3 separate regions of the Homo sapiens genome follow, and regions 1 and 3 are each linked to region 2. The links are chromatin loops, found by intact Hi-C in ENCODE. Cell type or tissue: sigmoid colon. All regions are shown on one strand. Links, peaks and the distances in the headings refer to the core of each region. The heading gives the core; the rest is flanking DNA.

Evidence for each region. Peaks named below come from ENCODE experiments on the same cell type or tissue, not always from the same donor. Only the 100,000 strongest peaks of a DNase experiment are listed, where the experiment ranks them.
Region 1: it touches region 2 in a loop (2.9-fold over the local background); 3 of 110 quality-filtered maps call a loop at or near these places.
Region 3: it touches region 2 in a loop (3-fold over the local background); 2 of 110 quality-filtered maps call a loop at or near these places.

The regions. Positions count from the first base shown.
Region 1 is chr2:237,310,385-237,321,061 of GRCh38, reverse strand. No RefSeq gene overlaps it. Among named protein-coding and RNA genes, the nearest start is that of COL6A3, 98 kb to the left of the region's middle. RefSeq lists enhancers at 5,232-5,832, 4,432-7,885. In sigmoid colon, for the core only: a CTCF peak has its summit at 5,833; DNase peaks (open chromatin) are centred at 5,311, 5,691 and 6,681; H3K27ac peaks cover 4,494 bases.
Region 2 is chr2:237,123,587-237,134,263 of GRCh38, reverse strand. It overlaps LOC124906127 (a long non-coding RNA gene), which reads left to right. Exons shown (of 2, transcript XR_007088143.1): 2 at 1-456. Among named protein-coding and RNA genes, the nearest start is that of COPS8, 43 kb to the right of the region's middle. RefSeq lists enhancers at 5,603-6,162, 7,140-7,654, 7,655-8,170. In sigmoid colon, for the core only: no CTCF peak of the experiment used is centred there; DNase peaks (open chromatin) are centred at 5,793 and 7,565; H3K4me3 peaks cover 2,259 bases; H3K27ac peaks cover 1,275 bases.
Region 3 is chr2:237,286,334-237,297,010 of GRCh38, reverse strand. LOC105373954 (a long non-coding RNA gene) reads left to right here. Exons shown (of 4, transcript XR_924039.3): 2 at 1,922-2,039; 3 at 2,263-2,375; 4 at 5,265-6,909. Among named protein-coding and RNA genes, the nearest start is that of COL6A3, 120 kb to the left of the region's middle. In sigmoid colon, for the core only: no CTCF peak of the experiment used is centred there; DNase peaks (open chromatin) are centred at 5,450, 6,490 and 7,710; H3K27ac peaks cover 1,740 bases.

The DNA.
Region 1 (10,677 bases), core at 1,330-9,329, 190 kb before region 2:
TTTTCCTGCCAAATTTCCATTGTTGTCAGATTTCCAGCTGGACCTAGCTGCTCTTCATGAGCCAGGCTCTCAGGGTTCCACCTATCTGGGTGTGGCTTCCGGAGAAGTTGGGGACTGCTGACACTGCCAGGCCAGGGGGCCCAGTCCAGAGGCTGCCCTCTGCCATACCCCTCCTCGGTTTAGTTTGGGTCTGAGCTTTGCCGCTGCCTGTGCCTCCCCTTCCCTGGGAGATGAATACTGATGGTGAGCTGCTGTAAGAGCCATGGGATTCCTGGGGTCTTCCTGCTTTCTTGGAATCATGCTCTCCAGCTTTGGGCCACCCCTCAGCATTCCTGAGATCCCATGCAGAGCCAGTTCAGAAATCCTTTTCCGTGGTATTCCCTAGTCTTCCACCCAACTTTATGGTGGGTATAAATCTGCTAAAGACCAAAACACCAAAGAAGTAGTATTTTGGAATCTAGTAGTCAAAGCTTGAAGGCATTTGGTCATGAGTGATGGGAAAAGGCCAGTGATTCAAGGGCCTCTGTGCATGATGGTGACACCACCCAAGTATCGCTCAACCTGGAAAACTGATATTGTTTTCCTGCCTATGTCAGATGTCTCTGTGAAAACCATGCTGCTGTTGCAAAAAGTCATCTAAGAGAAGGCATTTGGGCATCTGCAAAGGGAGCTAGCTATGCATGTTTGATTTCAAGAGACTAGTAAATTCCCAGCATTTACATGAATTTTATAAGAGATGTTAGAAACAGAAATAGCACAATAAAAAGAAATTGTCAGAACTTGTATATCTGGGAAAGAATATTTGTTTTGAAAGACCCCATTTAAAACAGTTACATTTGATAGGAGTTGTAGTTGAAGAAGCTGACTGGTCATTCATAAACCAGTCTTATGTTGAGTTCCCCGAAAGCAGATCCTGACCAAGTTTTGGCTGCAGTCATTTGTTTCGGAAGGTGTGTGGGAAGCACAAATGAGGCCACTGAGAAGCAAGACAAAGAAGTTGGCAAGTCAAGGGATGGTGCATTAACTAAAAGCATGTTACCCTTGAGAGCAACTGGGGCTCAGTCTCCCTGGAAACCCACTGAGAAAGTGGGGAGAATGCTACGAGGAACAGAAAGCTGGACGTTTATGGACTGACCCTCATCTCTCTTTGGTTGGAGGTTGTAGTAGTCACCATTATCTAGAGGGACAGGACTAATAGGATAGACATATATATGAAAGGGAGTTTATTAAGGAGTATTGACTTACACGATCACAAGATGAAGTCCCACAATAGGCCGTCTGCAAGCTGAGGAGCAAGGAAGCCAGTCTGAGTCCCAAAACCTCAAAAGTGGGGAAGCTGGCAGTGCAGTCTTCAGTGTGTGACCGAAGGCCCGAGAGCCCCTGGCAAACCATTGGTGTAAGTCCAAGAGTCCAAAAGCCGACGAACTTGGAGTCTGATGTATCAGGGCAGGAAGCATCCAGCACGGGAGAAAGACGAAGGCGGGAAGACTCAGCCAGTCTAGTCCTTCCACGTTTTTCTGCCTGCTTTTTTCTGGCTGCACTGGCATCAGATTAGATAGTGCCCAAACAGACTGAGGTGGGTCTGCCTCTCCCAGTCCACTGACTCAAATGTTAATCTCCCTTGGCAACACCCTCACAGACACACCCAGGAACAATACTTTGTATCCTTCAATCCGGTCAAGTTGACACTCACAGGGGTTGACCTGGGGGCGTTACACGCCAGCATTTTGAGGCTGCCCTGCACACACTGTTGCTAGAAAAGTAAAGCAGAGAAGAAGAGGGATGTGGGCCACTGAGGTGGAGTGCTGTCAGCACACCTGGAAGCAGCCAGCACAGCTGCAGGGGAGCACAGAGGCGGGCCGAGGAGCAAGGTATAAACAGCATCAGCAATCAGCCAGTTTGAACATGAACCTATAGAAATTGAAGTGTCTTTAACATGAAGTTGATTAGAGAGGGTTGCCTAGATGAGGATGATAATAGAGACATATTGTCCACTCCTGATTACTCTGATGGAAAGAAATGAGGTGATTTATGGATTAAGCACAGCTTCTGAGCTCTTAAACTGTAGCCCACGGTATGCCCAGCCCTCTACCAGATGGGGGTCAGCAAACTTCTGGTAAAGGACCCCACCAGCGTCCAGTGGTTTTGGGGCTCCAGCAAGAGCCATCGAGCCTGTGCTGTGTCTGTGAATTTCAGTGGTGGCTCGGGCTGCCCAACTCCCTTGTTCCTTTCCATTTGTGGAACTGAACCTGATTTGCTAGCCTTCCCATTGTTGCTATAAACTACTCAATATTTTTCCAATAATTCAATTTTCTTCATATGTTAACCAGAGTAAGTTTCTGTCCCTTGCTGCCTAGAGCCTGGACAGGTACACAGTCTTTCATTCAATCACTTATTCAACAAACATTTGCTGAGCACCTAACATGTGTCAGGTATTAGACAAGGCACTGGGGATGCAGGGGTGGGGTGGACAGCACACATGTCTTCCTCTTGTGTTCCTTACACGGCAAGGGAAGTAGGTGGCAAACACACAAAACCCTCGGTAAATAAGGACGTGTGAGCTGCAGTGGAGGCTGTCTGATGAGGTACTGCATGTTTAAGGCAAGCCTTTCTGAAGAGTTGATTTATGAGCTAAAAAAAAAAAAAAAAAAAAAAAACCAAGAGAGGCCAGCACGGTGGTTCACGTCTGTAATCCCAGCACCAAGGGAGACCGAGGCAGGTGGATCACTTAGGAGTTCAGGACCAGCCTAGCCAACATGGTGAAACCTCTCTACTAAAAATACAACAACAACAACAAAATTAGCTGGGCATGGTGGCACATGCTTGTAATCCTAGCTAGTAGGGAGGCTGAGGCAGGAGAATTGCTTGAACCTGGGAGACAGAGGTTGCAGTGAGCCGAGATCGCACCACTGCACTCCAGCCTGGTAACAGAACAAGACTCTGTCTCAAGAAACAAAAAACAAACAACAAAAAATCCCAAGACAGCCACCTTTGGGAAGACCTGAAGGAAGATTCCAGATCCAGAGAGGGCCTGGATCTGAGATCCTGGGTAGAGAAATGACTGTGACATGTTTGAGAAACAGCAAGATGGCCAGTGTGGCTGGAGTCAAACAAATAAGCGGATAAATTTTTGGAGTTGAAGTCTGAGAGAGAATGGCCAAGTCAGGCCCCAAAACTCTTTCATAACTAACGAGTTGTGGATTGTACTTTAATGTGATGGAAAGCCATTGGGAGCTTTAAGCCGGGCAGTCCTGGGTGTGACATGTGATTCTTTGAGGAGGCGGGGTAGTCAATCAAAAATTCTGCCATGCGTATTAGAACTTAGGATGCTATTGAACTTTGAAGCGGTGATATGAGGAAGACAGTTGAAGTTCAGAGGAGAGGGTGGGGCTAAGGATATACATTCAGCAGTTTGGAAATATACCATATTCGAAGCCTAGATTTATGGTGCGATTTCATTGCTTGAGAGTATAGATGAAGAGGGACAGGGAGTCAGGAGAGGCCTGTCTGTGCCCTGGCGGTTAGAGGTTGAGCAGAGAAGACAGGCTTGGTGAAAGAGGCTGAGGAGGAGTGTTTGTAGAAATAAGAAGAGAATCAGTAGAGACAGGTGTCATGCAAGGACAGCGTTGGCAGAAGCTGTGTCAAAATGAACAGAGCAGTCACCTGTGCTGAATGCTGCTCATGGTTTAGAAAACAGAGAGCAGGAAGGAGAGAGTATTCTTGGGGCTGTGGTATGTAGTGAGTTAGGATGCTCTCAGCAGCCAGGAACTGAAACCCCATCTCGCATTGGCTTAGATCACGAAGTCACTGGTTGTCCCCATTTCACAGAAATCCAGAGCACAGGCTGTGGGAGGAGTCAAAGATGCCATCAAGGACCCAGGTTTTCCCATCTCTCTGGACTATTTTCAGCTTGGGCCCCACTCTTAGGCTAGTAACAAGTCTCATGTGGACACAATGATATTTAAAGGAAGAAGGAAGACCATCCTTTCTGTGGCTTTTCTCCAGAAAGCTCCCTGGCAGATGTCCCCTGGCAGTCCATTGGTTGGAAATGGGTTGCATGCCTCTAAGCCAATGTTGGGAATAAGAATAGAATCCGTGGATCACCTGAGGTCAGGAGTTTGAGACCAGCCTGGCCAACATTGTGAAATCCCGTCTACTAAAAATACAAAAATTAGCCATGCATGCGTGGTGGTGCATGCCTATAATCCCAGCTATTTGGGAGGCTGAGGCAGGAGAATCACTTGAACCCAGGAGGTGGAGATTGCAGTGAGCCCAGATCATGTCACTACACTCCAGCCTGGGTGACAGAGCAAGACTTCGTCAAAAAAACAAAAAACAAAAAACAAAAACAACCGGAACCCCTGTTAGGTTAATTAAGCCCACCCCTGTGGAGAGACGCGGGAACCTGAGGGCTGTGGTGGGGAGGATATGGGAGGACTGCGTTCATCACTGCTCCCGTATAAGTTCATGTGTATGCAGCCATGACACACAGTCATCAGTGACATTTAAGAGTCTGTAGTTCACCCTATATAGGCATAGGTATAGGCATCACCTTCCCTACTAACTCCCTTGACAGTTTCCAAAAGAGGCAAAACAACAGAAACAAAGCTTTCTAGTTTTTGTTTAAGGGAAGCACTTAAAGTAATAAGACTTAATGACACGTAAAGTCTATTGTGGTTTCCTCACTGTGGGACAGGAAAACTGGGTCCTTATGTGACTGTCAACCTGACTGCCTCAACTAGACATGACTTTGCTGACTGTCTAGATTTGAATGTTGGGGGTCTGTGCCCATCATCCTAACCACACTTTTTTCCTGTCTTCTTCATTTGCTGGTGGCCTTCATTAATTCCTGGGCCAGGTCTAATGCTTGTGACCTAAGACAGTGATTTGGAAAACAGTACGAAGATTGAGTACAAGTTTAGGGCTGTGCAGAAGGACCTCAAGAGTGTCTCTATCTTTGTTTTTCTGTGAGGCAAAAGAGGACTTTGGCAATAGATTGCCTGGCCCTTATCTATACACAATGAGTCGTTTGTTGAATTTCCCACCTCATGGGGCGGGGGAACGAATGCTACTCAGTGTAAGATGCAACTTCAGGATAAGAAAGATAAATATTAACCGTTTCCAGAAAAAACTTATGCGTGTTTAATGATATTCAGAATAAAGGTCTCAAATTAGAATATATTCTAATTCTGTTTTATTCTATTCTATTCTAGTCTGTTTTAGAATATATTCAGAAAACTGTTTCTTTCCACGAGGTTGCCCTGGGAGAAGCTTGAGCTGAGGCCTGAGTCTGCTTAACATCAGGCTGTAACCAGCTGGCCAAACAGCTTTGATTTGTGAAGTCAGTGTCTGAGGGGAATTTATATGAGTGGCTCTAGGGTCTCTGCCACAAATAAATCACACAGGGACCTCTTTTCCTGAGACGACCGGAATGCAATGGAACAATCGGCTCAAATCCCTGTACTTATTTGAATTTCAATATAAAAATCCATTTTCACCTACAGCACGTTCATAAGCAGATCTCTGTTAGTTCACTTGCCCCTGAAGAGCTCTCTAGGATGGAAATCCGTTCCTGTCCCAGGATCCATGCTCCTGTCCCTGTGGCCATGTGATCTGAATTTCTCTTGCCTTTTAAGGAAACAGGCTCTGCTGCTGGCCTTGGTTCAGCCGCTGCATTCCAGCCTGCACACATGGAACGCATTGCCTGCCACTGAGCAGGACAGCCTCGCCAGCGTGGCAGAGAGCAGCACTAAAAATAGCGGGGTGCAGCTCAGCAGGCTCTGCCGCGCAGCCTGGCTGTCTTCTGTGGAAGTGGAGGCACTGTCTGCGGAGCCTCATCAGGACTCAGCTGATTCCCTTGTTTGGCTGAAGTTGTTACTCAAACCCCAACCCAAATTAATTGTTGATGTACAGAGAAAGGGCACCATTCTGGAGCCTCTCGGGGTCACTCCCTTTGTGACCTCCCTGAGCACAAGGCTTAGGCCTCCTTAGGCTCCAGGAGCAGGAGTGGGATTCTCACTAGACAATTTCAAAGTGGGTTGAATGTGTGATAACAGGGGATGTATTGGCAGCCAGGGCAGCCACTGCGATGGTGGCTCAGAGACCCCCCTCAGCCTCAGTCCCTTGGGGTCCTTTTGGAGCTCACGGAGCATACTTGGTCTAGGTGGAGTCACAGTCTTGTGTCTTCAAGGGCTGGGTGGGTCTCTTGGGCAGAGGAGGAGCAAAGCACTAGGGACTGCTGGGGCTTGAGGCAAATAAGGAAGAGGTGTCCATTCTAAAGGCATTGGGGTTTGAAGACTTGAATACACTCCTGCCAAATAAACGTCTTCTGGGCAACTCTGGCCCTTGAGCCACCAGCTTGCAATCTCTGGTTTAGAGGCACTGAGTTAAATGCACCTCTAAGTACATGTTTCTGTGTCTGGTCTTCTGTAGAGTGCTGCGCAAAGCTTCATCTGGCCTGGGAATGAATGCCCTTGCCCTTGACCAAAAGATCATTGAATGTGACCCCAACAGAAAGACTGTACAGATGACAGACCTAGGTTTTATAGTGAATGCATAGGTGTTTCGGCGTGAGAGTGGCCGGAGTTGTCTGAAGGTCCGGTTGTGTTAAGTAGCCTGTTTCTATGAAGAATAAGCAGAGTTCTTGACACAATGCAGATGCGCGTTCTGGATGTGCTGCTGAACCAGTGCCATGAGGAAAGAGGAGACCAAGCTTTATTAGGCACCAGATGCCGAGGAAGCTTCCATAAATGGAGAGCCTGAAGAAAGGAGCTTCTAGAAGGAATGCTTCAGACCAGGTCCTCCAGCTCCAACTGGCCTTGGAGATTTGGCCTATACTGGTCATCATCCTATCTGGTAATTAAAAAATCCAAGCAGATCCAAGAACAATCATGCTGGCACGGGCGTACGTGTAAGTTTTAATGTCTGGTAACCATTTTGGTGTGTAGTTAGCAAGCAATGGTCTGTGCTATGGGATGTGCATCCACAAGGATGAATGCATTAGAGTTTCTGTCTCTCTGGCCTAGCAGGGGAAACAGATGTATAAACAATGACTGCTGTGCAAAATGATAGGAGCTTTGATGAAGGCATGCGTGCCATCAAGAGACCCTCTGTGAACCACGCACTGTGAAAAGCAGTGGGGATAAGAAAATGAAAAATCTTGGCCCTTGCTCTTAAATAGCATTGAGAGACAGATGCACAGGCAAGTAAAGACAAGATAATATTTGTTCCAATTGAGGTGAGGGTGAAGCCTGGGAGTTGAGGAGAAACACATTCACGTCTACTCAACAGCACCTGGGGAGACTGAGTAGCAGGGCTGGCATTTCAGTAGGGCTGAAAGGATGAGACGTTTCTGCACGGTGAGTGCTTGTGCACGTGCAAACACTTGACGTCTCTGGAGAGAGGGGATTATTTAGGGGGCATGAGCTTTGTCATTGGGGCCCTTCCTGGGATAGTGGAGATCTGGCAGGGCTGATAGCTGACAAATAGGTCTTGAAGGGCCCTGTCTGTCATACAAAGGAGTTTATGTTTAAGACAGCACAGAGGGAGGAACATTGACTAAGTGTTTAAGGAAGCAGAGGACATGATTGCATTTCAGTATCCAGGACAATCTACTCTCCATTTTCCCTTATAATGAACTATTAGGTTTATGTCAAGTGGAGCAGGGAGGACGTGAACAGTCTAGAGAGAGAGATGTGAAGGCTTTCCTGAGGACTGTAGCCCTGGGCAAGGGAAGGGGTGGGGGATTGAAGAGATGGGAAGGAGACAATGAGGGGATCCGGGCTGGTGGCTGGCTGGATGTGTCTGGTGAGGAGAGGGCTGAGCGACAAGGGTGCCCAACTGTCTGGGTGCATGGTGGAACCGTTCTTGAGACAGGGAACACATGATGAGCTATGCAATGGTCAAGAAAATTAATGCATCCTGCTTTTGAGTCCTTATGGGGTACAAGCTAATTAGCCAGCAGTTAGATCTATTCATCCAAGCATGGCAAGGAAGCCTTGGATTCAAATGCTGTCACCCAGAGAGAATGTATAGTGAGCAAAGAGAGGCAAGGGCCACTGAGGAGCATCTGCCTTTCGGGATGGACACAGGGATGGGGCCTTCCGCAGGTTTCAAGGGGAATGGAAGAGAGGAAGAAGGAGGTGGGAGGGTGGATTCTGGAAACTGAGTGAGGGTGGGAGAGAACATCAAGGAGAAGAATGTGGCCAGCAGTGTCCAGTATTCGGCGGTCCTTCCTAATGAGATCACGGTTGTGTTTCTCGTGACTGAGTATGATTCTGCAGCTTGGTTTTCATAAACTCCTGATCTTTCATAGGTATGCGTGTACCACTGTCACGCCGTCTCATTTTCTTGGACACCTATGTCGTTTCTACTTTTTCACTCCACAGTGATGGCACACTTTTATCACAACATAGCGATGAGTAACATTTGCATAGCTATTTACCCAGTTCTCTTTTTGTTACTTCAGGACAAATTGCAAGAAATGAAATATGTGTGTCCAAGATGGCTCATGTTTTAAAGTCTTTTGGGATGCATCATCAAACTGCCCGCTAGAGAAGCTACACCAACTTATACGCCCACTAATGGTCTTTTATTGTATTGTATTGTATTTTATATTTTGTTTTTGTTTTTGAAACAGAGTCTCACCCTGCCATCCAGGCTAGAGTGCAGTGGTGTGATCTCAGCTCACTGCAACCTCTGCCTCCCAGGTTCAAGTGATTCTCGTGCCTCAGATTCCCGAGTAGCTGAGATTACAGATGCCCACCAGCATGCCCGGCTAATTTTTTGTATTTTTAGTAGAGACAGGGTTTTGCCATATTGGCCAGGCTGGTCGGTCTGGAACTCCTGGCCTCAGGTGATCCACCCACCTTAGCTTCCCAAAGTGCTGGGAATACAGCCGTGAGCCAATGCACCCAACCCACTAATGGTCTTTTAAATGTCTCATCTCTCATCTAAAAATATGTTCATTTTTACTAAATCTTTGTTGCTAATTTGATTTGTGAAATTGATGTTGCATTATTTTGATTGGTTAAAATTACTAGTGAAGTTAAAATTTTAAACAATTTATTCTAAACAACAACAGTGAAAACAAACAAACCAACCAACCAAACTAACAGCAACAGAAACAATAGCTCCTCTGGGATGGAGGGGATTGAGGGATTGAGCTCCATGCCTGGCTCACAGTGTCACGTTTAATTATTCCCACATTGATGGGAGCTTTGCATTTTGTAGATGGGCAACAGAGGCTCAGAGAGGTTTTGTAATTGCTCTTAGTCACACAGCTGCTTTTGAATTCAACCCAGTCTGAAAGTCAGACAAAGAGCTTGGGCCCCCTCTTTTTTTTTGTCTTTTCTTTTTCTTTTTCTTTTTTTTTTTTTTTTTTGAGATGGAGTCCCACTCTGTCACCCAGGCTGGAGTACAGTGGCGCAATCTAGGCTCACCACAACCCCTCCTCCCGGGTTCAAGCAATTCTCCCGCCTCAGCCTCCCGAGTAGCTGGGATTACAGTCACCTGCCACCATGCCTAGCTAATTTTTGTATTTTTAGTAGAGACGAGGTTTCATCATGCTGGCTAGGCTGGTCTGGAACTCCTGACCTCAGGTGATCCACCAGCCTCGGCCTCCCAAAGTGCTGGGATTACAGGTGTGAGCCACCGTGCCCAGACTGTTTTTCTTTTGGCCTATTTATTGTTCTACTTTAAATATTTCTTTACTGATTGAATTACTTTCACAAATATTGCTAATTTTAAAGTATTTATCATTTTCTTTTTATTTATATGGTTTTAAATTTTTCTGAACTCATACCTTTTAATTTTTTTTTTTCCTTACAAAGTTCATCTCTGCTGCTGTGCTTATAAATGCCATCTTTAATTCCAGGTTAAAAAACACTAGAGTGAATGCGGTTTGGGCGTCTGCTCAGCCCCTGGTTCCCCTTCTCTGAGAATGGCCCCCTGACATCCCGCCCCACTTCCCTAATAATGTGGGCTCCAGGAGCCAGGTTTTGCTCAATGAACCACAGCAGAGGACAACATCCGAGGGTTAACTCTGCTTTCTAGGAGCAAACTGAATCTCAATAGTTATATTAGGCAGTCGGGCTTAGGAGTGGCTGACGCTCAGAGATGTCAGGCTGTGACTCATACATGGATATCACAACCTGAAATTGAGAGGCAGCTCACCAGGGTTCCGCTGCCAGGGAAACCTCAGGTGGGGAGCTGAGGACCCAGGGCTCTCAGCACTCAGGTCATCCTTGGGTTCAAAAACCAGTGGGCCAACCGCAGCTCTAAGTGGCCTGCCAAGGAGAAAAAGAGAGGCTGCCAAATATCCCAAACATCAGGGCGCAGCACCACCATGGCGTAACAGCGCCCCTCACGGCGGGATGCCCAGACAGGAGCGTTTGCCCCTCTTACCTTGTGAGGGGCGTGGGAGAAGTGGCCATTGGTGTCCACCCAAGAGTTTAGGCTTCTTTTCTTTTTGTTAGGGTCTCGAAGAGTGCCTTATTTGGTTGAAACATGCAGGGACTAGGAGATCTAATAAGGCTGCTTGTGAGTTATACAAGCAGCCCAGAAGCTGTGCAGCAGAAGTCCTGGACTTACTGTGAGGTTGATGAAAAGGGAAGGGGAAGCGAGAGCAAAGCCATCTTCATTTCCCAAAACACTCCAGGTCTTATTCAGTCCCATGCG
Region 2 (10,677 bases), core at 823-8,822:
AGAGAGGTCAAGAATTTTTGAAGCTGCTTATTCTTTTACCTGAGATGAATTTCCCTTTGTAAGGCTAAAAGAAGCATTGAAAACTCATCAGTTTTGGCAAATGGAACGATGGCAAACAACCCATTCGGGAAATTTGAACCTGTGTGAAACAGAGCTCTTTCAAGAAACAAAAGAAAACTTACAGAAAAGAAATCAAGGTTAAGAAATTTGAACTGTATATTCTAAAAGAGATTTGAGGAGATAATATTCTTTCTTCATGACTGTTGCACTGATGCAATCTGAAAAAAAAAGAGAATTCTTAAAGTATTACATACCCAACTAAACTACCAATAAAGGAGGAAGGCAAAATAAAGACCTGTTAACAGTCAAAAAATCAGAATATTGTCTTCTATATGTAAATCATGAGGAGAGGAAAATGTGATTAGCAAAAATTCCTGCAAAAAAAAAAAAAAAAGAGGAAGCTAGGGAAAAGGAAGATATCAAATTCAAGAATCAATGGAGATAAATCAAAAATGCAATGAAAAGAAACTCCAGCATATAAGCATTAAGATGAACGACATATGAAGAGTAAAAAAACAACCCACAGGATGGGAAAGGATATTTGCATTCCATATATCTGACAAAAAAAATGATCAAGAACTTATGTAGAGCTCTGAAGAATCAATAATAATAAAATGCTAGAAACCAATCCAAAGGTAAAATGGGCAAGAGATTTTACAAAAGAGAGTGTCCAATGGCAATAAACATTTGAAAAGATGCTCCAATTTATTAGCTGTTAGAGTGGTGCGAATGAAAATCATTGTGATGTTACACTGTACATCCCTCAGAATGAATAAAATTTAAAAAACAAAATAGACAATACTAAATGTTGACAAGGATGTAGACCAAGTGTAACTTTCATCCACTGCTCATGAGAATGTAGATTGGTAAACCCACTTTGGAAAACTTCCATAGTGGGATGGCAACCCTTAGATCAAGGATTTGGAATCCCAGATCTGGCCTCTTCCTGCTGTTTAACAGAAATGTATTCTGGTGCTCTGTGCCTTGGGAACAGCTCTGTGAGAAGTTTGGCTTAGTGTCAGTCGGGTTCTTGGGAGGAAAAAGATGGCACACACAGGCTCTGCCTCCCTGGCAGCCCCATATGGGCCAAGCCTACAGCTGAAATCCCATTCCATGTCCTTGGCCTTTGTCCTTCTCGCCACCACTCAGGGAATTTGCGTTTCCTGTAGAGTTGCAACGTCACTCTCTACTGGACTGGAGGTTCTGCTTCCACTAGAGGGCAGTGTAAGAGTTCCACCCAAGTTGAGACTCCCGTCATTTTGGGTTCCTCATGCCAGCCAACCAACAGACAAAGAAAGGAACTGCCCTAGTGATATTTTGAGCCAGATAATTCTTTGTGGCAGGGTCTGTCCTGCACACTCAGCAGCATCCCTGGCCTCTACCCTCTAGATACCAGTAGCACCCTCCACCTCCAACTGGGACAACCTAAAATGTCTCCAAAAATTGCTAAATGTCCCTTGGAGGACAAAATTGCTTCTAGTTGAGAACCACTGATTTAAAGACATTGTCCCCAATGGTGGACAGATCACAAGGCTTTGGACAAATAAACTCTAGTTATGATATTGCAGAGTTTCGTTGGATCTGTTCTATAATAAGGGGCTGAGCAACAGTGAGGGCAGGCAAAATGAGGATTTCAGATCGACCTTCCCATAACTGCTTCCATAGCCCAAGGCTATTTCACCAGATAAGCTTTGGGTCATGCTTTAGTGCTAAAGGTAGTTTTTCCTGTAAAATTTATGAAAAAGATAAAGCTATATATTTTCTTAATACTTTAAATATATTTGAAACCACTTGGTATTAGGGAAAGAGAATGTACTAGAATCTGACAGGGGGAGTTTAGAATCCTGGCTGCACTGTTCCCCAGCTGTGTGAGGTCGAGTTCCTGACTTCTAGGGGTGGGGACAGGGGTGGAGGCAGCTTCCTCCGCCTGTAAAAGAATACCTAAGCAGTGGGCTTCTTGGAGGACTCAATGACAGAACACTTGGAAGCATTCAGTAATGCCTTCACTAAACACCTTTTCCTAGTTTAGGGTGTAGGGTTTCTTCTTGCCCTCTGTTCTTCATTTTGTGTGTCCATCTCTCTGCCTTACCATGGTAGATGAGACACATAACCTCCCAGGCAATGAAATCATTAGTCCTCCTGACCAAGGCAGAAATGACAGCTTCACCCAACTGGAAAATAGAACTTGAGACTTTTATAAACATCTCCGGAATTAACAAGGAATAACCCCTGACAAACAAGTAGGTGTGGTCCCCTGAAAAAAAAGACGGTTTTGTGGAGTCTCACAACCCACTCGGACCAGCCTGGCAGAGGAGGCAGGGCTGAGGGTGGGGAGGGGAGCAGGGCCAAGGTGACCACTGATTCTGTAGAACTGATGGAAATTGGGAGCCGGGTGAAACAGTCTTGTTTCAAAGCCTCTCCCTGAGAAAGCAGTTTGGGAGAAGGTAGAGGAAACAGAAGGAAGCATGTGTGTGTGCATACACACATGTACACATGCACACAGACATACACACACACAGACTCTCACAAAGACACACACATGCTAACACATCTGTTCATACTCTCACACGTGCACACAGGCACCCATACTCACACTCATGTACGTAGGCTCTTACACAAAAATTCTCACTGATTTTCACGCACACTTGCTCACGCAGACCCTTTGACACCCATATACATGCATACATATCTGCACACATAAATGCACATATGCACACACACACTCATATGTACACATACACCCATCACTCTCACAAACTTTCATGCACTCATATCACACAAGCATGTTCACTCACACTCACACACATCACACACATTTGCATGCACTCACATACTTGTGCACACATCACACACAGACATGCATTCACACACATCACATGCACTCAGAATCATACACTCACAGACTCACACTCGTGCATTCGCTCACACATCACATGCACACTTAGACTCATGCACTCACACACACAAACATCACATGCACAGACTTACAAGCACACACTGACATTCGCACATCATATGCACAGACTCATGCACTCACACACTTGCATATCACATGCACATGCAAAGACTCACATTCACTCACTTGTTCACATATCACATGCACACTCAAACACACATGCACACAATTACACTCACATCATATGCACACTCAGACTCACATGCACTCACACTGGCCCACACACATCACATGCACACTCAGACTCGTGTCTTCACACACTTGCTTACACTTACAAACATCACATGCACACTCAGGAACTCACACAAACACATCACATGCACACAGACTCACATGCACTCACAAACTAGCTTACACACAAACATTGCATGCACACTCAGACTCACAGGCACTCACTGACACTTGCACATCACATGCACACTCAGACTCACATGGGCTCCCACACACTTGCACATCACAGGCACATGCAGACTCACGTGCACACACACTCATTCACACAAATCACAGGCACACACGTGCTCACACAATTACACTCACATATCACATGCACACTCACAGACTCATGCATTCACAATCACTGACACATCACATGCACATTCACTCATGCACTCATACACTTGCTTACATTCACAAACCACTCACGTTCACGAACATGCACTCAGAAACTTGCTTACACTTACAAACATCACACTCAGACTCACATGCACTCATTTAAACTCACACAACACATGCACACTCAGACGTACATGCAGTCACTTACATACACATCACATATACACGAACACTCATGCATGCACACACTTGCTCACACACACACTGAAACATTTGCTTACATCAAACACACTGAGACTCACATGCACTTGCTCACACACATCACATGCACACTGACTCATGTACTCAAACGTGCTTACACTCACATCACCTGCAGACTCGTGCACTCATGCTCACTTACACACATGCCACACACACAATTCACACTTGCTCACACATATCACATGCAGTCACAGACTCATGTGCAGTCACAGAATTACTCATGCACATTACATGCACAGACTCACATGCACTCACACACTCACTAAAACACATCACACGCAGGCATGCACTCACACACACATCACATGCACATACAGACTCATGCACTCACACACACACTGCATGCACAGACACATGCACTCACTGTCGCTTACACTCACACACCACAGACTCATGCACTCACAGACACATCACATGCACACCCACATGCACTCACACTCGCTTACATATATCACATGCACACACACACACACTCAGATGCACATGCACTCAGTTATACACACACATCACATGCACACTGACATGCACTCACCCACTCATACACATCACACACACTGACTCACATGTGCTCACAAACTTACTTATACATCACACCCACACTCAGACACATGCACTCGCTAGCTCACACACATCACAGACCCACATGTACTCACACACACAGATCACATTGACAGACTCACATGCACTCACATGCTTGCTCACACATATCACATGCACACTCAGATGCACATACTCACTTGTTTACACTCACACACACCCTCAGACTCACATGCACTCACACACACATCACATGCACTCACACACATAGATTACTTGCACACTCAGAAACGCACTCAGACATCACATGCACATTCAGACATGCATGCACTCAGTCACACCCAAACACATCACACACACTCAGACTCATGCACTCACACTCGCTTACCCTCACATCACATGCACACTCAGACACATGCACTGAGAAACTTGCTTACACTCACATCACACACACTCGGACTCACATGCACTCACACTTGCACATCACATGCAGACTCATGCGCTTACACACATCACACAGACTCGCACTCACACTCGGTCACATCACACAGACACATGCACTCAAAAACTTGCTTACACACATCATATGCACACTCAGACTCGTACTCATGCTTGCTTACACGTACAAGCCACATGCATTCACACATGCTCTCGCTCACACATCACACAGACACATGCACTCACAAATTTGCTTACACTCACAAAAATCACACACACAGACTCCCATGCACTCACATGCATCACATGCACACTCAGACACATGCACTCACACACTCATCACATGCACAGACACATGCACTCATGCTCACACATCACCTGCACAGTCACATACTCATGCACTCACACACATGCATCACACACATGCATTCACAAACTTCCTCACACACCACATGCACACTCAGACTCACATGCACTCACATTCGCTTACACACAATCACACCCACTCAGATTCACATATACTCACACATTTGTTCACACATGCCATGCACACTCACATGCACTCACACTTATCACACACAGCTCACATATATTCACACTCACCTCACACGCACCCTCACGCTCACTCTCACAAATATCACACACACGCACTCACACACTTGCTCAGAGACTCACATGCACTCAAAAATTTGCTTACACTCACAAATGTCACACACTCATGCACTCACACTCATCACACACGTGCTCACAAACTTGCTTACACCCACACATACATACACTCACACATTTGTTCACACAAATCACACAGACTCATGCACTCATACTTGCTCACACACATCACACTCAGACTCACATGCACTCACACACACACATCACACGCACACTCACAGACTCACATGCACTCACTCGCTTACAGCCTCCTCAGCTTTCATCCCTGAGGACGCCACCCCTGCTGCCCTGTGACTCAGAGGCTCACAAGGAAGAGGCACCACATGACGGATCTGGCAAGGTCCCTCCCCCTCCCGCCACCCCATGCTGAATGAATCACAGCCTCCTGTTTATTTAACCACTTCAAGAAGCTGGGTTTCTTCCAGGGGCTTTCTTAGGCAGCAGGGGGCATGCAGGGGAAAGGGGTGGAAAGAAAGCAGGGCCCTCTCTACTAGTGATGTAGAGAGGGGAATGCAGGGAGGGCGTGCAAGGAGCGTCCGTGGGGAGCTGGTGTCCCCATGTTGTGCGTGGGCCTTGGGCATACAGGGCCCATGTCGCAGCCCTCAGGGTCCCGATGGGGCCTCCTACATCCAGGACTGGAGAGGGGCTGCCACTTACACAGGAGTGTGAAGCTGCACTAGACTAGGGTCCTGGCCCCAAAGAAAACAAGAAGCTGGTTCAAGCCTGGTGCCAACACAAACCCTTTATCTGCCCTAAAAGTGAAGCTGAGGCCACCAGGCTTTCAGGTGGGCTTCAGCAGCCCCCAATGCTGATTCACACCTGCACCAGGCCTGCTGAGGGGGCTGCTGTCCCAGAGAAGGTGCGGCTTCGGGTTGTGCTTTAGTGCACAGACAGCAAGGGTACAACAGGAAGAAAAGACGCTGTAGGGAGAGAAAGAAGACAGGGGAGGGAAAGAAGATTTGATCCATGATTTCTGCCATGCAGTCAGTGCTTCCATACACAGATGTGTGCACACGTATATGTACGTAGGTCTTGATTTATTTGAGTATGAGCACATTTAGAATTTGGATGACACCAGAGTGGCTCAAGGCTTGCACTCCAAACTTGAAAGAAACAAATCTTTTTCTGTGCTAGAAAAATTTAGCCAATTAAACAAAAACACCAGTTCTATCTTTTTTTCTTGTAATGCTGAAGAAATCCATTTTGAGACTTGGGCATTTTTAATTTTCAATTTTCCCAAGTGCAGCAAATTTCTTTTCAGGGATTGACATTAAGGATATGTGGAGTGTCAAAATTCACATACGCAATGGTTCTTCAATTCTATTATGAAGTTAGAAAACAGATGAAGTACTTAGTGCCCCTCCCAATATTTGTCTAGACCAAACTAGACACAAAAAATGACAACAAAATAATTCAATTAACCAATACTTTTGAACAATGGAAAAACCTTCAGTTATTTGTGTTTTTAATTACAGGATGGATTTGTAAATGCCAAAGGTTCTGAATGTATTTTGAAGTTAATTCAATGATTAGTTTCTCCAATAAAACTTTTGCTCCCCTGGCAGACAGGAGCACAAGGAGAAAGAGGACCCTCGCCTTAGGGGTGACAAATGCTGGCATCTACGCACAGCCATTTGCTCTCATTGTCCCTGAGTTCTGGTTTCTCTTACCAATGTTTGCACATCCGAGTTACAGAGAGAAAGAAAGGAAAGCGCTGTAGCAGGAGCCGGGCTGTGATTTAGGCAGATCATATTCAGGTTGGTGTTAGCCAAATTCCATAACACGCAGACCCCTGGAGATAGGAAAAGGAGCACAGATTCCCTGAACAACTGATTCAACACACCAGCTCTGTTTGTAAAGCATTTCTATGCCCATAAACAGACCTGTGGATCTAGCATCCCAGCACTTTTACTTAGATGGAAAAAGTCTATGCTCTCATTCCAAGCAGGCACCTCCCTTCTTTCCTGTCCTCTGAGAAGACACACAGACAAGGGTGCTGGGGTTACAGCACAGGAGAGGTCGGAGGGTGCGTGGCTGGCACGTAACCGTCAGTGACTCTGAAAGGATATCTCCTGTCCGAGCCTTCAGCCTTGCCAATGTGCATGGGGCAAGCCCAGGGACTCTGCCAGCCCCTGGTGAGGGTCTGTGGAGACAGGGCCAAGAAACGGCTAGAACAGCCTCTCAGCCTGGCTGCTGAGCCTTGGTACGAGCAAATGTAAGGGGCGTGTGGCTGGTCCTGTCAGGTCAGCAGCCAGGGGACTCCAGGAGCCTTCCACAGCCAGGGCAAGCAGCTGCCCAAAGCAGAAGACACAGAACAGCCTGCAAGTCTCCTCAGCAGGCAGAAAAGTTGCTCATGGGCCTCTTAGCAAAAGAGAAGATGCTCACCAAATGTGCTGTTTTGGCTGAAGATATGAAAGCAAACCCAGTGTACCTTTGGAGGGAGAATATAGCTTCATGTAAATAGCCAGTAGCTTTCTAAATGTGCTCTCCAGAGCTCTGGGTTTCCTGAAAGTCCAGGAACGAGGCAGGAGCTTGGAGGAAATGTTCTTTGGTTTTCTATGCATGCATTGGTCTCTGAAGGGGCAGAGCAGCTCTGTGGCGCTGGACCCAAGACCTTTGGACCGTGGGTGGGGAGCGCCTGAAAAACAATAGCACGGAGCTGGGCAGAGCTCCCCTGGCCCAGCCGCTGTCTCAGGTTGAACATCTGAGACCTTGTGAAATGTTTGTAGGTAGCCAGATGGCCTTTGAAAGGATCTGGAGAAAAGGTCCCTTACATCAGTGTAAGGTAAACTCTGGGATGTATTTTTCTACCATTATCCCTGAACTCTCAACAAAATTGTATTAAAATATGTAGACTGGTTTCTGCTGTACTATGTTGGATTTGGGAAACAGGAGATGAGGTAGATCAATGTATCTGCCAAGGCCAGGGTGACGGCAGGACCAATGTCACTGAGAGAGCACAGCTTCACAGAGGAGCATGGTTTCATGTCAGGACAGCAGGGTAGCAGGTGATGCTCCAGACACCACTGGGAGACCTCTGTCAGGGGTGCTGTGCTTACAGCAGGCTGGCTTAGTTAGAGCAGTTCAAGGTAGCTCTGGCGGCAAGAGTGATCTGTTATATACAAAATGCGTAGAGATGGAAGGGCAATTAAGATTAAGATGATGACAGGCAAGACAGTTCAGATAGTGATTCTTTTGCTTTAAAGACATTGAAAACAATGGGTTTCCTTTCTAGATATCTTTCTTCCTACTCTAAGTTAAACACCAAAGAACAAATTCAACTGGAGAAGTGCGCCATCAAAGCATGCCTGTCTCTTTTCAGACGTCTGGAACTGGTTGGGGAATCAGGGCTCTGGGGGAGTATGGATGGAAAATCATGCGAGGAGTCATCGGGTGTCTGAGGCTGTTTTTCTAAAACCATAAAGACTTGGGTTCCCAAAGATGGTTTTGGAAGTTGAAGTATAAACCAGCCAAGGCTGTTAGAAGCCATGCTTCAGAGACTAGAAGACACTGTAATTTTTCTGCATCATTTTATAAACACATGCACATTGATTTTTAGGTCTGTCATACACACAGTGGGAGTCAGAGGACCTGATGTCCCCACACCAGAAAGCCAACTTTTCCCACTCTGAATGTCCCCGCATTCTCAGGAACAAACCTGCAGCAATGACCCCGAATGGTTTATCTCAGAGGTTTATTTTGGAACCTGAAGACCAGAAACTAGTTCAGTCCCTGCTCATCTTTCTCGCCCCGAAACCCTCTCCAGAGGAAGAAGAGCCCCCACTCATGTCATCCCCGCACACTGAGGGAGGCTGCGTTGGGCCCATCCCTCCAAGATCCACTCCACCCGTGTGGACTCCTCCAGGAATATTCTTCACAAGAGCAGTAGCTGCTCCTGGGAGTGCATTTTCTCTCAGATGTACCAGTGAGGGTCACCTGCATGAGTGGAAGCAAGACCATGAGATGCAGAGGAGGCAACCAAAGGGCTGCCCTTTTTCTGCACTGGCTCCCTGGGCAGCCTGTGGTGCAGCCCTGCCCTCAGCGGCAGCTCTGAGACATCGGACATTGCCTCTGTCACTTTACAGAGTACAGACTGATTATAGTTCAGGACTTCTCCCTTCTCTCCAATGCAAACAACACACAGAAAAAACGAACGGACTTGCTATTAAGTAAGAAGGAGGGGCACAGATGTAGCTCCCAGAATCAAAGAAAGGGATCTGCATGAGCTTCCAGTGCTGCTGTAACAGCTACTACAAATGCAGTAGCTTGACAATATCACATTTATTTGCTTAAAGTTCTAAAGGGCAGAATTCAAAAATGAGTCTCACTGGGCTAAAGTCAAGGTGTCAGCAGGGACATTTCCTTCTGGAGGCTTCAGCGGAGAATCAGCTTCTTTATCTAGCATGGTTTCGAGAGGATGCCTGCATTCCTTGGCCCATGGCCCCTTTTCTGTCTTCAAAGTGCATTGCTCTGACCTCTACTCCGCTCCCATCATCACGTGGCATTCTCATTTCTCTCTATCTCCTCCTGCCACCTCTCATAAAGAACTCTGTGATTATGCAGATGACCCATGTGGATAGCCCAGGGTCTTCCTTTTTTTAAGACCCTATCCTAGTCCATTTGTGCTGCTGTAACAAAATGCCACAAACTAGGTAATTTATAAATAATAGAAATGTATTTCTCACAGTTTTGAAGACTGGGAAGTCCAAGATCAAGGTGCTGGCAGATTCAGTGTCTGGTAAGAACTTCCTCTTTGCTTCTAAGATGGCATCTTGCTTCTGTATTCTCACTTGGCAGATGGTGGAAGGGAAAGAGGGACGAACACTGTGTCCTCAAGTGGCAGAAGAGATGGAAAGGCACTTTTGTAAGGGCACAGACCCATTCATGAGGGGCTCTGCTCCATGACTTAATCACCTCCTAAAGACCCCATCTGTTAATGTTGCCACATTGGTGATTAAGCTTCAACATATGACTGTTGAGGGGGCACATTCAGGCCATGGCAGATCCTTAACTTAATCACATCTGTAAAGTCTGTTTTGCCATGTAAGGTCTCATAGTTATAGGTTCCAGGATTAGGATGGGGACATCTTGGTGGGCCACTGTTCAGTTAACCATAGGTTCCAAGGTCAGAGATTTCAGGGACTGGACTCAGACACAGATCTCAGAGTCCCTGTTGGCAGGGGTCCCTCTCTTTGTCCCCAGTT
Region 3 (10,677 bases), core at 760-8,759, 160 kb before region 2:
CAGTCCTGCTCCACCCTGATCCCCACTCATTGAGGCCATTCCAGACTTCTGACTTCCAAAACTGTAAAGTAGTAAATCTGTGCTATTTTAAGCACTAAGTTTGTGAAATTTGTTAACCGTCAAGAAAAAAAAAAAAAACTAATGCATTTGGGTTAGTTTGACCTTTGTGAGTCAGTTTTTACATGTGTAAAGTAGAGATAGAAATAATATCTACTTCCCAGGATTCTTGCAAGTAAAGTAACTAATACCCTATTTGACATATTATATATATTCAGTAAAAAGATAGTCATCATTATTTCTATCAAGACAGTTTTATTTGTGAGGTTCCCCTCAGCATCATTTAGCTGCCATAAAAAAACTGCAACAGCAATTAACATATTCCTCCCCCACCTTGTGGGACCTCCTAATACTTTGCTTTCTTTCCTTGAATAAGGAAACGTCACCACTAGGATAGAGATCCACAGCTACCTGACTCCTTCATTCCAATTTCTGGGGAAACACTGACTGGCCCAGCTGCCCAGTGTGGGTCAAATCCCAACTCACCCTAACCAGATTACTGCATGGATAACAGGAAAGGACAATCCTAGAGAAGTGATGCTGGTCAAGCTGTCTGGTCTAGTCTAGAGTCCACTGCTGGGCTGCCTAGTACACACATAGGTGTACACACTCACACACACACACACTCATGCACATATAGACAGACACACACACACACACACCAGTCATTGCATCTGGAGGTAATATCACGGAAACACACACACACACCAATCATTGCATCTGGAGGTAATATCACGGAGCGGCTGCAGCTGTCTACGTACAGGATGGTATATAGTACCAAAATGTAAAAACCAAAATGGTAAAAACCATTTCTCCCCAGACACAGTCTTGATACAGTCCAGATGTAGCTCCTTACAGCCTGCAACCTGGGCATAACTGTCCATCACATCTGGTGTGAACTGGTAGAGAAAAGCAAGGTGGAAATGTTACCCGCACTGTACATCGGTCGAAGGTCCCGAGCACAGGCTGTTTTCTTCTGGACAGAAAAAGTGACACACGCGTCCTTGTTGACATGTTGCCCTGGATGTGAACTGAACTCCTTAATAAGTCTGTCTGGTGGGCACAGCTTCTGCCTGATTGAATGACTTCTGTGTTCCAGTGTGCTTCTGGGCCAGGCTTAAGAGAGAAAAAGAAGTGTTTTCATGTGATGTGTATGTATTTGTGCGCTACTCATCTTGGAGAGTGATGGAAAAATCTCAAGACCCTCTTAGCTAAGCTTGGGAGTTTTCTGGTGACATAACTACCTTTAATATTACTAAAATTCCTTTCTCTTCTATGTGTGAAGAATACGTTTATAAGTTTTCAATGCCAGAATTGTTGGATAAGTATGATTTTTATTCACCATGACCCACTAAAGTAAACTGTCCAGAGCTTTGGGGCATTTTAATTTCTTTAGTTCTAAATTTAATAATCTGCAGGAGGTTTGTGTGGTGAAAAATAAACAGAAGTGAGAGTATAGTTGAATCTGTCCCTAACGTGCCCTGGACTGTAGTCCCAGCCTTCTCAGGCTACATTCAAATCAAATTTTCTTATGTCCATTTTTTCAACTTCATTTAACATGAACTTATTGAATGTCTACTACGTTTCAGGCATTGCTGTAGGCATTGTAAATATAACAAAACAGACAAGTTTCTGCTTTCAAGTAGCTTACCTTTTAGTGGAAGGACACTGAATAGAAAGGGCAAGCTGTTCAGCAAAATCCAGTCTCCTCTACTTTGGACACACACCAAAACTCTATTTCCCAATATTTCTTAAAGTTATGTATGATCAAATTACCAAGCCCTTTCCAACCCAACGAGCAAAAGTGATGTGTTCCGGACCTGGACAATGAACACCTCCATGTATATCCCTTCATGACTATTAGCTTCTGCTTACTGGATTCAGAAATGATGGAGCCACAGAATGGAAGGAGTGTGGATCCCTGAATGACTGCATGGAGGAGAACCAACCTGCCAACTTCAGTATCTACCTAGGACTACTAGGTGAGCAGGAAACAAAGCTTACTGTATTGAGACATTACATGCTTGAATCTATTTGGTATAACATCAGTTTAACCTACTCTGAATAATATACAGAGATGGGCAAAGAAATATATTCTGTGTTGAGTGGTGATAAGTCTAGGCATAAAAATATAGCAGAGCAGGAGAAGTGAGAGTAATGTGCATGTTCATGTGTGTTTGTGTTTTATAAATGGTGCTGAGGAAGACCTTCCTGGAAATAAATCATTTGAACAGACAATTGAAGGAAGCGAAGATATGAGTCAGCCCTGAAAATCTTAGGCAGAGGAGAGAGGTGCTGAAGATGAAGGAAGAACCCAGGTAGGAGCCCCACAAACACTAAGGCTCTGAGATGGCTGTGTTTGATTGGGGCCCAGTGGAGCTATTAATAGCATCCTGAATTCCTCTGACTCTTCCTAGAGAGCCTTATTCTAATGACAAGGATCTCTTATTTTACTTGTTGGTACTTCAACTTTAGCTTTAGAAATGGTTAAGTTTTGCAAATGGCCTATTTATCTGAAACTTAGCAGTATTATATTGCTGGAAATCAGGAGAAAGGACTTCCCTTAATAAATAATATACTTGCCCTGCTGTTATTTCTCTCCCCCTCTCTCTTTTTCTTTCATTTTTGCTTCCAGGCAGTAACCTTGGATCAAAGCTCGTATTCTCATTTAGATTCTTACTAAAGGCAGTAAGAGGCAGTCAACACATCTTGATTCTATGACATTTGCCAAAAAATATTCTAAAGCATTGGCCTCAGTAGGCTGTTGGTTTAACAGGAATTACCAGCTTTCTTCCCAGGATGGAGGAATCTTGAGAACTATCATCACCCTCCTCCCTGCAAATTCAGCCAATTCCATATGTTTGGGTCAGCTACTTGCAATTAATTTCTGATTTTTCTTAGTTATAAATATTTTGCCTACAAGTAATAGAAACCACTAAGCAATAGGGGAATGTTTTTGACAATTACTCAGTTAGCTTATGAATTTAAACATGAGATGCATAGACTAAACACCATCTGGGGCTGTTTTCCTGTATAAATAGATAAATAGGTAAGTTTCTGTTTATTCTTCATGCACTTGCTTCACCGTGATATATGCATCCAACTGGGACACAGTAAATGTGGCATAAATTATATTAAGGAAATCAAATCAATGAAAAGGATATTTGCAAACTAAGAGAAAGACTGAGGAAAGGAAGAGCAGGGTAGCAAGAACAACCAAGTTTTGAGACATGCGCTGGAGATAAGGAGGGGGTAACATTGATGTCAATGATATATAAAAAACGCACAAAACCTTTTGCATCACTGTTTTCACACTGCATGGGATAATTGTTGAGAATATTGCATACAAGTTAATGCCACTGGCTTTGGGGTCCAATTGGCTAGTGTTCTAGTGCCAGATTTGCCACTTACGGGCTGTGCATCACTGAGCAAATCACTTCACTTCATAGGGTTGTTGTAAGGATTCAAAATGCTTTAAAAATACATGCCAAGGACTAGAATTTAGTAAGCTTCTGATAAGCAATATATTTTAATTACAATATAGTTCAGAATCAATATCTCTATCCAATTATCCCTCATTGAATATCTGTCTTTTAACTGTCACTGTTCCTAAAGGCTTTGTATTCTCTTACTTCAACTCTAGGGAGTGGAGAGTTGATGAGGCTAGGAAGTAAGCTTGATATTTCCCTTTTTCTGAGCCTTAGTTTCATTTCTGTGAACCCACAGTGGGATTCACCAGCTCCCACGAATATTCCATTCATATTGCAGGTAGTGGGTCTGGACAATGAATTCTGGCCAAGGACAAAAGATGAGTGTTCTTTCTTGTTGAGTTCATAAAAAGCCATGCTATTTTCTTCAGTCTCTCTATGCAGGCCCCATGTTTTTGATGGTTTAGGTACAAAACTGTAGAGGCATAATCACCTTGATCCTTGAGTGACTGTGTGGAGTAGAGGCCTCTGCTGTCCTATATAGGACTGGTAATGTGAGTGAAAAAATAAATTTGGCTGGATTAACCTACTGAGATTTTGGAGTTGTTGGTTACTGCAGCACAACCTAGCCCCCTTTCCCAACCCACCCCAATAACATACCAGTTGGAAAATGATGGTGACAGATCAGCTGATCCTTCACATTCAAAGAAACTGCATTTCTACAAAATGCTGTAATTGACAAGAATGTCATTCCAACCCTTATGTACTACCACTGCAGTGTCACTCTTTGCAGGAAGATAAATTACTTAATGTGTCTCTTTTCTCCCAGCAGCTGGCATGGTGTTTATCACTGAATAAACATGGAAAATGGTCACTGAGTATTCTTTATATTAATTATTTCCCAAAAATATGACTCAGAAATTAGAACAGCACTCAGTGCCCTTTATCTTATTTTATGTTTCCATTTTCATCGTTAAATTCCTCTGAAGTCATTGGCATTATGACCATAGGAAAAATATCTGATTTACTCCGTTCTTAGGTAAAAACATTTTGACATTCATTTTATTTCTCTTATAAATCATTTAAGAGAAATCTATGCAAGTCACATGCTTCTGTGAAAAATGGAAAAATTAAAGTAGTTTTTGGAAACCTTAATGACACATAGAGGAATTTTTAAACTTCTTGGGAGTTTACTGTAAACACACGCAGTACAGCACTAAAACACATTGGAAGTACTAAGGAAAGAGACAGTTTGGAAATATTTGAAAATAGCTGTTACAGCTTCATTTGCTTAACTTTTGGAGCCTCAGTTTCCCCATCTGTGAAATGGAAATGATTTTACAGTTGAAGAAACGAAGAAGCAGTTGAATCAGCTGCTTGAGAGAGCAGAAGCTCTGGTGCCAGACTGGGTCCTTGTCAGAGGATCGTCATTTACTAGCAGATGGGCACGTTATTAGTAGTTATGTTTTCTGTGCCTCAGTTTCCTCATCTGTAAAATAAGGTTAATAGCACCTATAGTGTAGAGTTGCCGTGAGCATTCAGTTAACATTTCAAGTGTTACCTGGCACATAGCTATGATTATGTGTTAACTCCCTCTACTTCTGCAAAGTTTACTTAAAATATCAAATATCATATGTTCTTACCACAATATGTATGTACTTCCGAATTTCTCGCCACTTTTATTAGAATAAACTCTTATGTTTGACCCAGCTGTACGTTTGATACAGCTCATTTAAATGCCTTATCACAGTGAATTCCTCTCTTGTCTGCTTTTCAAAGATAAAAATGGGGAAAATGATCAACGTAGAAGATGGCAGCCAGACTTGAAACGACACAGAAGGGAAGCAGTTCTTCTGAAAAAGGAGACGTGCTGAGTAAACAGTCCCTGAAGTGCTCCTGGCTGGGCTCCAGATGAGTAATGATTTATGAACGGGAAATCTGGGTCGGCCGGGCTTCAGTCCCGCGGCGCAGGGAGATGGAAACCAGATGCGGAGGCTTCATCCAGAGGCCCAGGAGCGGCAGCAAGGAGGGGGTGAGGGTGCAGAGAGGGACACAGAACCACGAAGGGCACATGTGGCGCGGGGAACACACAGAGAGGGGAGGAGGAGAAGACAGAAAAGAGGAGGGAGAGGAGAGAATCAACCAAGCCGTCACTCTTGGAAATAAAACACCCTTCAGAGTTAACTCAGAAAACGTTTCCTCAGCCAGAAAACCTGGTGCTTCCTCAGAATATACGTTTTGTTTTCATCTACGTTCCCATGGAAACCAGCTAAAAAAGTTCAGACACATTTGTTGACTTCAACTACTTGGAGTACAGAGACCGTGTCTGTGTGTGTGTCTCAATATACACAACGTGTTTCCAAATATGTTTCAATGAAATGCTGGTTCTCTTCCAATTAAATCTCTGCGAGAGTTCAGTTTCCTAAAAGCTAAAAAGAATTGATTTTTAATGCAATTCTGCCAAAGAGAAGAAAATTTAAGTGTGTATTCTTCCTATTGCCAAACTGTCCAATACAAAGCAAATCAGACATCTAGAACAGGGATCAGCAAACTATGGCCAGTGGGCAAATTTTGGCCCACAAACTCTTTCTGTATAGTCCACAGGTTAAGAGTGGGTTATTTATTTATTTATTTTTGGTTGTTGTTGCTTTGCATTTTTTAAAAGTTGTAACAAAAAACGAGAAGATTATAAAACAGGATTGTGTGTGGCCCACAAAGCTGAAAATATTCACTCTCTGGTCCTTTACAGAAAAGTTTGCTAAGCCCCGATCTAGAATATGATGCTTTTGCCAGTGAAGCTGTTGTACATGATAACAGGTCAGCTGGGTAATAATTTCTATAAATGAAACGATTCTTAGAAATATTGATATAGACCCATAGAGTGCTTTGGTGTAAACACTCATTTGATCACTTCACGCTAAGCCACTGAGCTCCGCCCTCGAAGTGGGGAAAGCTGGCGAGTAGCACGCGGGGGTAGACGAGCTCTCCCTGGCCACGCCGAGGGGAAAGCACATGACGTTCTGGGTCTGTGCAGAGCTGCAGCGGCTCCCAAATACAGTGCTGGCACTCATCTCTCAAACCTCGTAAAGGAGCATGAGCAATGGACAGTGAAAAGTCACAGAAGAATGTATCCTGGGCTTTGGAGAGACCCAAAGAATAAGGCACTCATGGAGAAGCAACAGATTGTACCCTGGCTTTGATCAAAGTGACCCTGACCAAATAATGATGAGAATAATAAACAAAAACAATAGCTAATGGTGACTAAAATTTATTGGGTGTTTATGGTGTGCCAGGCATCATGCTGAGCACTTTCCTTGATTTACCTTATTTAATCCCCATAATGACCTTCTGAAAGCGGAGGAACAGACTCAGAGGTAAAACAACTCTTTCAGAGTGAAATAGCTGTTAAGAGGCAGAGCCATGGTCTGAGAACAGATTCTTTTTTTAAATTTTTTTAGAAAAATCTTTTATTAAACTCCCGTAATCTAGAAAAATAGACTTCTTTTTTTAATAATTAATAGACTTTATTCAGAATTCAGCATGTCCTTTTCCCATCTTATCATCAAATGCAGTGTACTACAATATATTTAATCTTTGTCTCTTTATTTAATTCCTATGGCAATTCCCCCCCACACTGTTTTATTTATTTATTTATTGTTTTATTATTATACTTCTTAAGCACTGCCTTGATGGCTTCTTGTTTAGAAAGACTCATGGGGAAGTGTTATCAATATAAATATGCAGGGTACAAATGGAATTGAAAAACAGGTCTTTATGACCCATATTTATCTCCCCTTTACTTTCAAACCCCACAATAATAAAAGTCCATGCACCGAGGTATCACAACATTTCATTCTCGATGTTATTTTCCATAGAGTCTGAACTGTGCGATATGAGGCCGACCTCGGCATTTGGAGCTCTTTGGAGGCCTCGTCTTCCTGGGTACTCTGATTTTGATATTTTCTGGCTTGTTCCTTGGTCCCTAGGTCAGCTGACTCTATAATATATCTTCACTTGATTCAGCTTGGAAATCAAATTGATGTATCAATATGTGCATTTTTCTTCTGAAACGGCTTCAGCATGATCAATGGTTCCTTATCAAATAAGGGTAACAAAGTCCAAACGTGCAGAGGCACCGCAGGGGAGAGTCACACTGTGCTTGAGTTGGGGCAGGTGTGGTCCCTTGGCCACAGCCATGAGACAGCTTGACACGCCAAGCTTTGCTCAAACAAGGAGGACGGGAGTCAGCTGGGGCAGTCAGGAGTCACGCTCTCTCTCTCTCTGAAATTTAGTTTACATGGTTTTTCATAAGGAGTCTCCTATAAATTCTTACCGTTGTGCTTATGTTGGTAATGTGTTGGAGTACTTTCAAGATCTTTGTCTTTGTTTTTAAGAAGTTCATGCATAACGTATTGAGGGGTGTTTTTCTGCCCCTCAGTGTTCATCTGTCTCGTTTCTGGTTCCGCAAGTTTCACAGATCTGTGATCTAACATCTTTCACTGTTTTGATAAATTCTTGTCCACTATCTCTTCAAATATTTCTGTTTCTTCTCTCTCTCTCTTTCCTTTCAGGAATCTCGATTACACTTATGTTTGACTTTTTGCTAATGTCCCATGGCTTTTCATTTCCTGCTCTATTTTTCCCTCTCTTTTATTCTCTTTGTGTTTTATTTTGGTGATTTCCATTGAGTCACCTGTAAGTTCAATGATTCATTGCCTGTGTTGAGTCTAGTGATAAGCCTGATAAAGGCTTTCTAATTTTTAATTTAAATTTTATTTATTTACAATAAATAAATAAATATTTGGGGGTACAAGTGGTTTTTGGTTACATGGATGAATTGCATAGTGGTGAAGTCTGAGCTTTTAACATACCCATCACCCAAATAGTGTACATTGTACCCAACAGGTGACTTTTCATCCCTTGCCTCACTCCCATCCTTTCCCTTCTGAGTCTTCAATGTCCATTTCACCACTCTGCTTGCCTTTGTGTGCCCATAGCTTAGCCCTGCCTTATGAATGAAAGCATGCAGTATTTGGTTTTCTGTTCCTGAGTTAGTTAAGATAATGGCCTCCAGTTGTATTCAAGTTGATGCAAAAGACATTCTTTCATTCTTTTTTATGGTTAAGTAGTATTCCATGGTGCATATATATACCACATTTGTTTTCTTCATAACTATTTTATTTCCAGCATTTCCATTGGATGCTTTTTTATAGTTTCCCTCTCTCTGCTGAAAGTTGTCATCTGCTCATGCATGTTGTCCACCTTTTCCACTAGTCTTTAATATATTAATCACTATTATTTTTAATTTTTTGTCTGATAGTATGGACGTCTGGCTATCTGTGAGTCTGGTTCTATTTCTGCCTCTTGGCAGTGGGTTATTTTTGTCTTGTTTTTTTTTTCTGTCTCATAATTTTTGATCTAATGCCAGACATCATGTATAGAACAGAAAAGTCTGAGGTCAATAGAATTTATTCCTTGAGATGAAAATACTTTTTCTTTTGATAAGCTGTTAGTGTGAAGTTTGAGTCAGTCTTGTCAGGAGTTAACCTACAAACTGATGTTGCTGTTGCTAGGGTTATCACCACCAGCTGTGCACCACCAGCTTCAAATTCTTCTAATGTCCCCCTGTGCTTTGACTGGGTGTTTCTCAATATTCTGCTCTGCTTTTACCTTCTGTGTGAGATTGATCCTGAGATGGGCTCTCTAACTATGGTTTTGGCCCTCTCTAAACTGCAATTGCTTATTTCTCAGTGCTTTCTAGCTTAATGGAGGAGGGGATGGGGGGTTCTCTGTCCTCTGTTGTGCCTCACTCTTAGGCAGACCCTATGTGCTTGGGTCTGGAGGAAGGGTCTCTTTCAGTGATCCTTCCCCTCCTCCTCATGGCAGCCAAGCCACCTTGTACCCTTTTCCAGCAGCCGGCAGCACCAACCAACATTGCTATAGAATCCTGGGCCCAGGACTCTTTTTGTTTGTTTGTTTTTGCAATGGAGTCTCACTCTGTCACCCGGGCTGGAGTGCCATGGCGCAATCTCAGCTCACTGCAACCTCCGCCTCCCAGGTTCAAGAGATTCTCCTGCCTCAGCCTCCTGAGTAGCTGGGATTACAGGCATCTGCCACCACACCCAGCTAATTTTTTGTATTTTTAGTAGAGATGGGGTTTCACCATGTTTGCCAGGCTGATCTTGACCTCCCAACCTCAGGTGATCCACCTGCCTCGGCCTCCCAAAGTGCTTGGATTACAGGCGTGAGCCACCACACCTGGTGTGGACTCTTTCTTGACCTTCCCCCATGGATAGATGAGTTTTCCTCTCACTCTTCCCAAATGTACAATGGGGTTTCACTTATGCCCTGGGGGAGTGACAGGGCTTTCTGCCTTTCCCAAAGGAGCCTGAGGCTTTTGTTCCATATGCTAGACCTTCCTCTGTCCCCACCCAAATCTCATCTTGAATTGTAGTCCCCATGTGTCATGGGAGGGACCCAGTGGGAAGTGATTGGATCATAGATTGGTTTCCCTCATGCTGTTCTCATGATAGTGAGTGAGTTCTTATGAGATCTGATAGTTTTATAAGTGTCTAGCATTTTCCCTGCTCTTACTCACTCTCTCTCCTGCTGCCTTGTGAAGAAGGTGCGCCTGCTTCACTTTCCACCATGATTGTAAGTTTCCTGAGGCCTCCCAAGCCATGCAGAACGGTGAGTCAATTAAACCTTTTTTCTTTATAAATTACCCAGTCTCAGGTATTTCTTTATAGCAGCGTGAGAACAGACTAATATAGTCCTGTACTATCCATGAAGCTCTCTCTCTGATCTTCAACCCCACCCCCAACCCACTAATAAGCACCAGATGAGGGTCCATGGAGAAGAGTTCTCAAGTGGGTGCAACCTCCCTTTGTATCTGGGAATCCAGGTACTGCCATGCTAGCCAACACTAGGCCCTCAGAAGGTTATTACAAAATTTAGCTTAATTTCTCTCACCTACTTGTATGGTGTCTGGAATGTCTTTCTCCTGTGTTCGCATTATCTCTCGTGAGGATTTATAGCAAGAGAACCTCTCATTCATTGCTGGTGGGAATACAAAATGGCACAGCTACATTGAAGACAGTTGGTCAGTTTCCTAAAAAAATGAAACATGGGTGCCATATTGTACCAGTCAGGGTTCTCCAGAGGGACAGAACCAACAGGATATATGTATATA